2 separate regions of the Homo sapiens genome follow, and region 2 is linked to region 1. The links are chromatin loops, found by intact Hi-C in ENCODE. Cell type or tissue: MCF 10A. All regions are shown on one strand. Each heading gives the region's core, and the rest is flanking DNA. Links, peaks and the distances in the headings are about the cores only. Region 1 has its middle 17 kb from the start of RGS3. Region 2 has its middle 5.9 kb from the start of RNF183.

The links. Peaks named below come from ENCODE experiments on the same cell type or tissue, not always from the same donor. Only the 100,000 strongest peaks of a DNase experiment are listed, where the experiment ranks them.
Region 2: it touches region 1 in a loop (10-fold over the local background); 2 of 110 quality-filtered maps call a loop at or near these places.

The regions. Positions count from the first base shown.
Region 1 is chr9:113,443,903-113,449,283 of GRCh38, forward strand. It overlaps a transcript of RGS3 not described here. Among named protein-coding and RNA genes, the nearest start is that of RGS3, 17 kb to the right of the region's middle. In MCF 10A, for the core only: a CTCF peak has its summit at 2,544 (motif pointing right); no DNase peak of the experiment used is centred there.
Region 2 is chr9:113,306,597-113,311,977 of GRCh38, forward strand. No RefSeq gene overlaps it. Among named protein-coding and RNA genes, the nearest start is that of RNF183, 5.9 kb to the left of the region's middle. RefSeq lists an enhancer at 986-1,155 and a cis regulatory region at 1,071. In MCF 10A, for the core only: a CTCF peak has its summit at 2,794 (motif pointing right); a DNase peak (open chromatin) is centred at 2,805.

The sequences.
Region 1 (5,381 bases), core at 84-5,083:
AGGTGATTTGCTTGCCTCGGCCTCCCAAAGTGCTGGGATTACAGGCATGAGCCACCGTGCCTGGCCTACAATTTTCTTCACTTCTTATTAGCCTACCCTCAGACCTGTCCACTGGAGCAAACCCAATTCCTAATGGTCAGTGGTAGGGATGAGGACAAGGCAGGGTTTGCCTTCCATTTGCTTATTTTATCTAAAGACTTAGGCAGAGAAGAGAAGGTATAACTATTTTATAACAAATTCAACTACTTTATTGGTGAAGCAACTCTCAGAAATTGGAACATTCTTTTAAGTCCTGTTGATGAGTACACAGTTACTTTTTGAATCCTGGTGGATTTTGAGTGAGAAGATATGCACTATCTGAATGCTAGCTTTTGTGTCTATTTTCAAAGGGAGATAAAACACTTGCAGACTGAAACTTGTTTTACCTTTCACATAGCAATCCCTCAAATTTAGACAATCACAAACAGAACCCTGGGAAATATAATCTCCAAACCATGTTAGTTTTCAAGGTGCTTTACACTCACTATTTCAGTTGGTTCTCTGGCCAACTACATAGATAGATGTGGACTGTATCCAGTTGATAAATTAGGCTCAGAATACAGGGCTGATGAGAGCCCATTTGGGGCCTTTGAGTGAATTAGAAAAAGACACCCTTTAAAACACTTTACTATCATCTGTTGAAAATTAACTCAATGACTGTACAAATCTAAGATGGTTATAATATGAGCAGCATCCCTAGAGTTGGTCCACGACCTTCACAACAGACCTAGTGGCCCTGCTGGAGAGGCCAAAAGTCAAAGGTGAGCAAGTAAAGGGGCCTGGGCTTAGAACTTTGGCTCAGCCTGTCTTCATCCACTGTATCCTGACACCTCTCCTACTCCTTCTCTTTAATGTACAGCTGAGACTGGGATACCCTTAGACTGAAAGGAAGGACACGGCTATGTAGAAAAGAATTGACTGAAGGGGAGGAGTACTCGTGAACCCCTTGCTTCAGCCTCCCAATGTTCTGAGAGAGGAGGAGCCAGGTAACTGCTGCTAACTGCCATTTCCCCACCATCTGGGCCTAAGGAAGCAGAAGTAAGGCTTAATTAATAGCCAGTATTGCTTGGAGATTCACTTTACTTATTTAAACCAACAAAAAGACTTAAGATTTAGCCTGTTGGAATATGGTTCTAAGAGGCTTATATTTCCAAGAAACTAGTCCTTAGTTTCTTTTGTTCTTTGCTACTTTGTGATCCCTGCTAGAGACAGGCCACTTGCTTTGGGTTACCATAATTTTCTTTTTCTTTTTTTTTTTTGTTTTTTGTTTTTTGAGACAGAGTTTTGCTCTTGTTGCCTAGGCTGGAGTGCAATGGCGTGATCTCGGCTCACCGAAACCTCCGCCTCCCGGGTTCAAGCGATTCTCCTGCCTCAGCCTCCCATGTAGCTGGGAATTACAGGTGCCCACCACCATGCCTGGCTAATTTTTGTATTTTTAGTAGAGACGGGGTTTCTCCATGTTGGTCAGGCTTGTCTCGAACTCTGCCCTCAGGTGATCTGCCCACCTCGGCCTCCCAAAGTGCTGGGATTACAGGTGTGAGCCACTGTGCCTGGCCTGGGTTACCATAATTTTCTAAGCACACTTCCTAGTGACACCTGGCCCAGTTTGACACCTGTGTAGAAGCAATAATCAATGAAAGCATCTTCAGATATTCTAGGCCCATACTCAGAGCCAGCTGGACTTTGATTTGGTATTGGTCCCAACCTCTGGGGTGACATATGCTGTTCTTCATTGATTTTGTTTTTGTATGTTTTGAGACAGACTCTCCCCCTGTTGCCCAGGCTGGAGGGCGGTGGCGCAATCTCTGCTCATTGCAACCTCCGCCGCCTGGGTTCAAGCGATTCTTGTGCCTCAGCCTCCTGAGTAGCTGGGTTTACAGTCATGTGCCACCAAGCCCAGCTAATTTTTGTATTTTTAGTAGAGACAGGGTTTCTCCATGTTGGGCAGGTTGGACTCAAACTCCTGGCCTCAAGTAATCCGCCCACCTTGAGCTCCCAAAATGCCGGGATTACAGGCGTGACCCACCGTGCCCAGAATGTTTTTGAATTATAGAAAACCCCTTGGGTTTGGTGGGAGGGAGTGAGGGTTTCATCCATGACACAGTGACACTTAAAAAATCAGTTTATTCAAATGCACTAAAGGAATTGCTTGATAAATTAAGGACAGTAATACCTCTGGCCTTAGATAGAAATGATTAGAAGGTCCTTCTTAGATAGAAATGATTAGAAGTCCAGAGGAATCTGGGAAGGAATTTCTAAATTTTCTCTTTCCATTGACATAAGGTACCAGGGTATGAAATTCATTTGTCCTTGTATATATGCATTTATTTAACAGATATTGGGTATCTAATACATATTAGAGAATCATCCCTTAGATTATCTTGATAGAGAAAAGAAAAGTTCTGGAGAAATGGTGGAGAGTCATTCCCAGGAATATAGCTTTGTAAGAAAATTTTCCTGGATCAATTGGTAAAGTTTTCTGGAACCACTAGGTGGTGATATTACATTATGAAAATGACATGCTTTCCTTGACACCTTTCAAATAACTGCAGGCCTCTGGTAATTTCTGAGGCCAGTGTCCCCACAACCAAAGAAACGTCTTAATGAGTAAATGAAGAAAAACACATTCCATCATTTACATATATAAATTTACATATGTAAATTTAAATGCTCCAGGGGACTGGTAGTTCCTCGAGAGAAGGGTCTGTGCCTATTGTTTTCATGGTTACAACCTCAGGTGGCGTGTAGGAAGCCCTTGATCAATGCTTGATGAATGAATCCAACTCTGAACAATTTTGATGACCATTGAAAGGACCATTCCAAGAGTGTGGCAAAAAAGGTGGCACATGTCCAAAAGGCCTAGGATTTTGGGAATTAGGAGCTGTTGATGATCCTGACAGATTATCAGTTGGGCAGAGACTCAGGAAGGCAGTATTTGGAAGGGCAGAAATATCAAAAGTGATCTGAGGCACTTATAATTCTTTGTATCCCCTAAGCTTACCTTGGCCAGATTTCATCCTTTAAAAAATACAGGGAGGGGCCGGATGCGGTGGCTCACGCCTGTAATCCCAGCACTTTGGAAAGCCGAGGTGGGTGGATCACGAGGTCAGGAGATCGAGACCATCCTGGCTAACACAGTGAAACCCTGTCTCTACTAAAAATACAGAAAAATTAGCTGGGTGTGGTGGCACGTGCCTGTAGTCCCAGCTACTTGGGAGGCTGAGGCAGAAGAATTGATTGAACCCGGGAGGTAGAGGTTGCAGTGAGCCAAGATTGCACCACTGCACTCCAGCCTGGGCAACAGAGCAAGACTCTGTCTCAAAGAAAAAAAAAAAAAAAGAAAAATACAGGGAGGGTGTAAACCAATAAATTCTGATGTATGTATATGTATATATATATATATATATATATATATATATAGGCAAGGGTTGAAGATAAATAAGGTAGAAATGTCTACTTTATATTTTTGGCCTTAACTATGCCAGTGTAATTAGAATTCCCTATATTTAAAATGGTTCCTTTTACTTATTGAATATATATGTATAAAATTTTTTGGGGGTCTATATTACTTCTTGGGATGGCTTTGCCTTAGAAGGAATCTTCAAAAATCATTTTTAAAAAACTCTTCTCTGCCTCTCATTCATTGTTTTATTTGCTCATTCATTTATTTGCTATAAATTCATTCATTCCTCAAATATTTATTGAGCACCTATTATGTACAAAGCAGTGGTCAAGTTTGTGTGATCATCTTTGACCTTTTCTTTTTATGGTCCATCTGAATTCGGTTAATTAGCAAGTCATATTAGGTGCAGCATCCAAATCTATCCACTTCTCTCTGCTTTTTCTGCTATTACCCTAGTCCAGGTCTCTGTCTTCTTGCATCTGGATTATTGCATTACCCCTAGTCTTTTTTTTTTTTTTTTTTTGAGACAGGGTCCCGCTCTGTTGCCCAGGCTGCCAGGTTGGAGTGCAGTGGCACCATCACAGATCACTGCAGCCTCGACCTCCTGGGTTCAAGCTATTCCCCCATCTCAGCCTCATGAGTAGCTGGGATTACATGTGTGTGCCACCATGCCCAGCTATTTTTTATATTTTTTGTAGACATGGGGTTTTGTCATGTTGCCCAGGCTGATCTCAAACTCCTGGGCTCAAGCCATCCTCCTGCCTCAACCTTCCAAAGTACTGTGATTATAGGGATGAGCCACCATGCCAAGCCTAACCCCTGATCTTTACCCCGACCATCCATTCTTCCATCTTTCCACCATGTGAATATCATGATACATCTTTCCTTAAAACTCTCCTTTCCCCTTAGGATCAAGCCTAACCTCTTTCACTTGGTTTACAAGCCTCACAAGGCAGGGCTATGACCTGGCTTCTCTCCCCCCAGCCCCATTGCCACTCACTCTCACCTTGTTCTATGTGCTCTAGCCAAGACTTTTTTCTTTAGGTTCTTCTAATGAACCATGTCCTCTCTTACCTTCTGACTTTTTTTTTGGTACTTTTTCTTCGACTTCTTCTTCCCCCTTCTGCCTGGCTATTTTCTACTCATTCTTTAGGTCTCAGCTTACATATGACTTATTTGGGAATAAGCTTTTTCTGACCACTGTCAAGATGAAGTTCTCCTCTTTCACTTTTTCTCTCATAGCCACTATTGGGGTTCACAGCTTGTCTGTTGCCACCCTCTACTGCCAGACTGACTTCTGCGAGTGGCAGAGCTCTCTCTGTCTTCACTATATAAATATCCGGCACCTCACTGAGTGCCTGGCCCACTGTAAGTGCTTAATAATATATGTTGAATGAGTGAATAAATGAAAAAATATATATGATGTGTCTTCTTTCTTCAGTGTACTTATAATCCAGCAGTGTGAGGTAAGTGGTACAAAGAAAGAACTACAGTGATGAGAAGAAGGAGAGGTCACTTTGGATATTACCATTTAAGGCTGGGTTGGGTTTTGGCAAGTGAAGATGTTTGTGGAGGTGGCGTTTGAAGTGGAGGGAAGTGACATAGGTGGGAAAAGTTTGGGGAGCAGGCAAGGAGCATAGTGTTCCTATCTCAGAAGAGTAGGAGTGGGACTGAAGACAGCTTGTGACTAGATTGTGCAGGGCCTCGACTCTGATAGCCAATGGGAAGACATTGATGGCTTCTGAATCAGGGAGTGATAGCACTAAATCAATGCCTTAGAAAATGCTAATCTAATGGCAGAGTGAAACATGAATTGGAGAGAGAACAGCAAGACCAGTTAGGAGGCTATCATAGAAATCAAGATGGGAGGTGATCAGGGCCTGAATTATGTAGATGTCAATAAGAATGGAGACAAAAGGATACTATGCAAAGGAAGAAT
Region 2 (5,381 bases), core at 84-5,083, 140 kb before region 1:
AAAGAAGAAGGAAGGAAGGGAGGGAGGGAGGAAGAAAGGAAGGGAGGGAAGGAGGAAGGAAGGAAGGGAGGGAGGGAGGGAGGGGAAGGAAAAGAAAAGAAAAGGAAAGAAAGAGAGAATGTAGCATAAGCCAGATTTTGTAAAGCATAATTTATGTATAAAGACTGCAAGACCATGAGGCAAAATGTCACAATTTTATCTCTGGGTGATGGCCACTCATGTTTTCGCTTTCTTCTTGCTTACATTTTCCAAGTTCTCAAATATGTATTACTTTTGTAGTAAGAAAGTTCACTTAGAAAGTAAGTTAAGTCTGAGTTTTCTGCAACCAGGGTATCCAGAACTTAAAAAGATAAGCAGGTAGGGCAGGTAAGAAGTCAGTCATGACATTGTAAGCATTGAAATAAAAATAAAATAAGTCATAGCCAGGCATGGCCTGTAATCCCAGCACTTTGGGAGGCCGAGGCAGGCAGATCACTTGAGGTCAGGAGTTCGAGGCCAGCCTGGCCAACATGGTGAAACCCCGTCTCTACTAAAAATACAGAAATTAGCCAGGCATGGTGGTGGGTGCCTGTAATCCCAGCTACTCTGCAGGCTGAGGCAGGAGAATCACTTGAACCTAGGAGGCGGAGGTTGCAGTGGGCCGAGATCGCGCCATTGCACTCCAGCCTGGGCGACAAGAGCGAAACTCTGTCTCAGAAAAATAAAATAAAATTTAAAAAGTCATGGCTTTTTTCCAGGTCACTAATTGTCTAGTGAGTCTATGCATTATCATAATGTCTGTGGGTGGTCAGGCTAAGGAGTGCTTTGCCAACAGTGAAAAATTTTTCCAGGGAGATACCCGGGAGAGATAGTGAGGCATCTCAGGAACTTGAGAGTTAAACTAATTTATAAAGTTCATGCTTGTGGGGGCAAGATCAGCCATCTGGAAAAGCACCTCACCTAAGCAGTACCTTAGACCCGGGTGAGTGAAGAGTCATGAGACTCGGTGGAGCCCAGCCAATGTCTGGAGCAGAGGCGTGGGGTGGTTTTAACTCATCTGGGAAGGAAGAGGTGGCAGAGGGCAGAAGGATGGAGAAAAGGTGATGAGTGCAGCAGGTTTAGAATCCGGCATGGTCAGTGTTTAGCAGGCCCCAGTCAAGGGCAGAGGGCAACTCTCCCTAGGGGGCCACCATGTCATCATCACTCAGAGCCTTGCCTGAGGCTTGTCTAGCATTTAGGACAGTTCCGGCAGCATAGGCATCACTTAGAGATTGTTAGAAATGCAAAATCTGGCCGGGCATGGTGGCTAACACCTGTAATCCTGGCTCTTTGGGAAGCTGAGGCAGGCAGATCCCTTGGGGTCAGGAGTTCGAGACTAGCCTGGGCAACATGGTGAAACCCCATCTGTACTAAAAATACAAAAATCAGCTGGGTGTGGTAATGGACACCTGTAATCCCAGCTACTCGGGAGGCTGAAGCAGGAGAATCGCTTGAACCTGGGAGGTGGAGATTGCAGTGAGCCAAAATTGTGCCATTGCACTCCAGCCTGGGCAACAGAGCGAGACTACGTCTCAAAAAAAAAAAAAAAAAAAAAAAAAGAAAGAAAGAAAGAAAGAAAGAAAGAAAGAAAGAAAAACAGAAATGCAAAATCTCAGACCCACTCCAGACCTACGGAGGCAGAATTTGCATTTTTACGAGATCCCTGGGAGATTCAGAGACACATTCATTACAAGTGAAGAGTACTGATTTAGGAGACATACCTCCAGTATATACTCCTTGATGCCTTCTGATTATATTCAGCTTCAGATTCATAAAGGCTCCCAAGGACCTGACACCTTAGGCAGGGCAACGTGAATCCCAGCCTGGGGATGGGCACCCCCGGCCTCTGCTGTGTGCAGCATCTGAATTTGCTTTCCAAGTCACAATCCCTTATTCAAAACATTTGGTTCCAAGTGTGTTTCAGAATTCAGAATTTTTCATAATTTTAGGAAGGTAAGATGATGCATTTGCCAACTCTCCCAATTCTCCCAGTGGGATCTGGGGCAGTACCCTATATTCAAACATTGATATCTTGCAGCTTATTATGAATATTGACACCGAAAAGAATAAACATCACAAGATCAGGTAAGTTTTGGCACCAAATTTAATGGAAAACCTTAGTTTTCAGGCTGGGTGCGGTGGCTCACACCTGTAATCCCAGCACTTTGGGAGGCTGAGGCGGGTGGATAACAGGGTCGGGAGTGCGAAACCAGCCTGGCCAATATGATGAAACCCTGTCTCTACTAAAAATACAAAAATTAGCCAGGCGTGGTGGCACGTGCCTGTAATCCCAGCTACTCAGGGGTCTAAGGCAGGAGAATTGCTTGAATCTGGGAGGTGGAGGTTGCCGTGAGCCGAGATCGTGCTACTGCACTCCAGCCTGGGCAACAGGGCGAGGCTCTGTTGCAAAAAAAAAAAAAAAAAGACAGCAAATAAACTCACCTAAAACTTTAGACACAGAGATAATTGCCCACACATTTGGATTATAGCTTTTGTCTCTCTTTACATTTTAAATATATATTTTATATATTTTAAAATAATATATATACTTTATATAATTTCATATAAAATGTCACACTGTATGTAGTTTTCTAGCCTCTGTTTTTCACTTTTCATCTTTTTATATAATCAAAGAGTCTTCTACAGCCTTTTCTTCAAAATCAAGGTAGTTTTATTGTATTTTGGTTGTAAAAGTGATAATAGGAAAAAACAAACATATATTTGCTTATATGTGCATAAAGTCTCTAAAAGGATACACTAGTTGCTGGTCACACTGTTTACCTCTGGAGGGAGCCAGATGGAAGGCAGACAGGGACGAGAGAAGAATTTTTATTGTATAATCTTTTAGACTCTTGATTATTACTTTGTGAATGTATTCTCTATTTCAAAAATAAAATTAAAAAAACTGGTACATCCTCACTGCAAAAGAAATCAAGCAATATAGAAAGGAACAAAGAAGAAAATAAATTCATCTTTAAACTCAATACCCAGATACAACACTGTTAGTATTTTTGCCACATTTCTTCCAAGTCTTTATCTATGAATGTACAGACATGTGTATGGAGATATTTTTACCAAAATAGGATGATGCTGTACGATGGTTTTTGTTACCTGTGTTTTTCATGTAGGGTGAATCACAGACAGCTTCCATGCAGCCTCATTTTAAACATCTGCATTGTTATTGCATGAAGTTAGCCAGTTACCAAAAAATTAATCCAGGTGAACTGAGTCCAGCATCTGAATACGCAGTGCCAGGTAACACCAACCCCCTGATCCAAAGCTGGGATTTTCTTTTCTTTTCTTTTCTTTTTGTTTTTTTTTTGTTTGTTTGTTTTTTGAGACAGAGTCTTGCTCTGTGGCCCGGGCTGGAGTGCAGTGGTGCGATCTCAGCTCACTGCAACCTCTGCCTCCCAGGTTCAAGCAATTCTCCTGCCTCAGCCTCCTGAGTAGCTGGGATTACAAGCATGCACCACCATGCCTGGCTAATTTTTGTATTTTTAGTAGAGACGGGGCCTCACCATGTTGGCCAGGCTGGTCTCGAATTCCTGACCTCAAGTGATCCTCCCACCTTGGCCTCCCAAAGTGCTGGGATTACAGGCGTGAGCCACCGTGCCCGGCCCAAAGCTGGGATTTTCAATTTGCTGTCTGTAGGATCTTGAATAGGCAGGATGTTATGTTCCAGAACCTGGAGAGATAACATATGGGAACGGGCTGGATGTTCCTTCTGTCCATGGTGTTTAAACCCATGTCGCTTATTCCATAGGTACAAACACCTCTACCTGCCCCCTTCCCCTCAGCCTTTATGCCCACTACCACCAGGATGATGCCAGAGAGGGCCTTGGTGGCCAGAGCCAGTCTGCATGTCAAAGACCCGAGCTCCCATTTGGGCTCCACCACACACTGAGTGATCCTGGGAAAGTCACTTTTTCTTCTCTGTAGAACAGAGATAATAATCTCCATGATGCCTTTCTCAGAGTGTTGTTTTGTTAGAAGAATCAGATAAGGTTATGACTGTGAAAGTAGTATGTAAAATACAGGGCACTCTACACATAGAAGTTTTTATTGTTAAAGTCTGGCCTCTTCCCTGGAGCTGTCAGGGAGAAGGTAGATGCCAAAACCAGCTGGCCCAGCTTCCTTCCGTGATTGGCTCATGGAGCAAACATTCCCCTTGTGCACTTTTCAACATCTACACACTCATCTTTAAAATGGAGTGTTGTAAAGGTCAAGGGCACAAAGCGTTGACAAGGGCGTGGAACAACTGAAACTCTACTAATGCTTCTGCACAGCTGCTGGGAAGTAAATTGGTACAACCTCTTTGGAAAATTGACAGTATATACTAAAACTGATCATGTGAATTCCCCTATGTACGGCCCAGCAAGTCCTCTGCTATTTATGTAATAAACACAGGTATTGTGGATGTTCACCAGAAGACATGTTATTAAGATGTTCATAGCAGAACTATTTGTAAGGGTCCCAAACTAGAAACTACCCCCAAATGTCCATCAGTAATTAAATGGATAAATTACAATATTTTCATACAATGGAATAGGATACAGCAATGAGAGCGAATGGTATTCAACTACATGCAGCAATATGGAACAATCTTACAAACGTGTTGAGCAACAGAAGCCTGACCAAAATAAGAGTACATACTTGTTTCACTAATCTATACTTGTTTCGCTGCATAACAAGTATAGATCCCAAAACTTAATGTCTTAAAACAACAGATAGATTACTTCTCATGAGAAGATGGGATAGCTGTGCAATTTCTCTTCTGATTTCACCTTAGTTGAGTCATAAGGCTGCACTCAGATGCAGATTTGGCTGGGTGGGAAGGTCTGAGGTACCCTCACGTGACCTCATTCTGGTGATGCTCAGTTCTTTCCCAGGTGGCCTAGACCACCTTCCTTACACGGCAGTCTGGGGGCAGCATTTCAAGAGAGTGAAAGTAGAAGCTGCAAAGTTTTAAAACTAAGGGTTGTAACTATCAAGAGTTGCAAGGGCCCAGCCTCAGGAGCTTCATCGTGTCCATTTCTCTGCATTCTATTGGTCACCCCATAAGTCAAAAGGCCAGCCTAGATTCAAGGGTGTGAAAATAGACCCTACCTCTCCCTGAGTAGAAGTCACATTGCAAAGGGTCATGCATACAGGAATGGAAGAAATCTGTGGTCCATCTACCACAATACCCTGTGATTCCATTTATAGAAAGTAGAAAAGCAGGTAAAATCCACTGAAGCTGTTATAAATTCTTTGACGAATGGGCCTGGAGAGGAGTATGAGAGACCATCTGGGTTCCTGATGTGTTCTGCTTCTTCATCTAGGTACTGATGACTAGAATGTCCAGTTTATGAAATTCAGCAAGC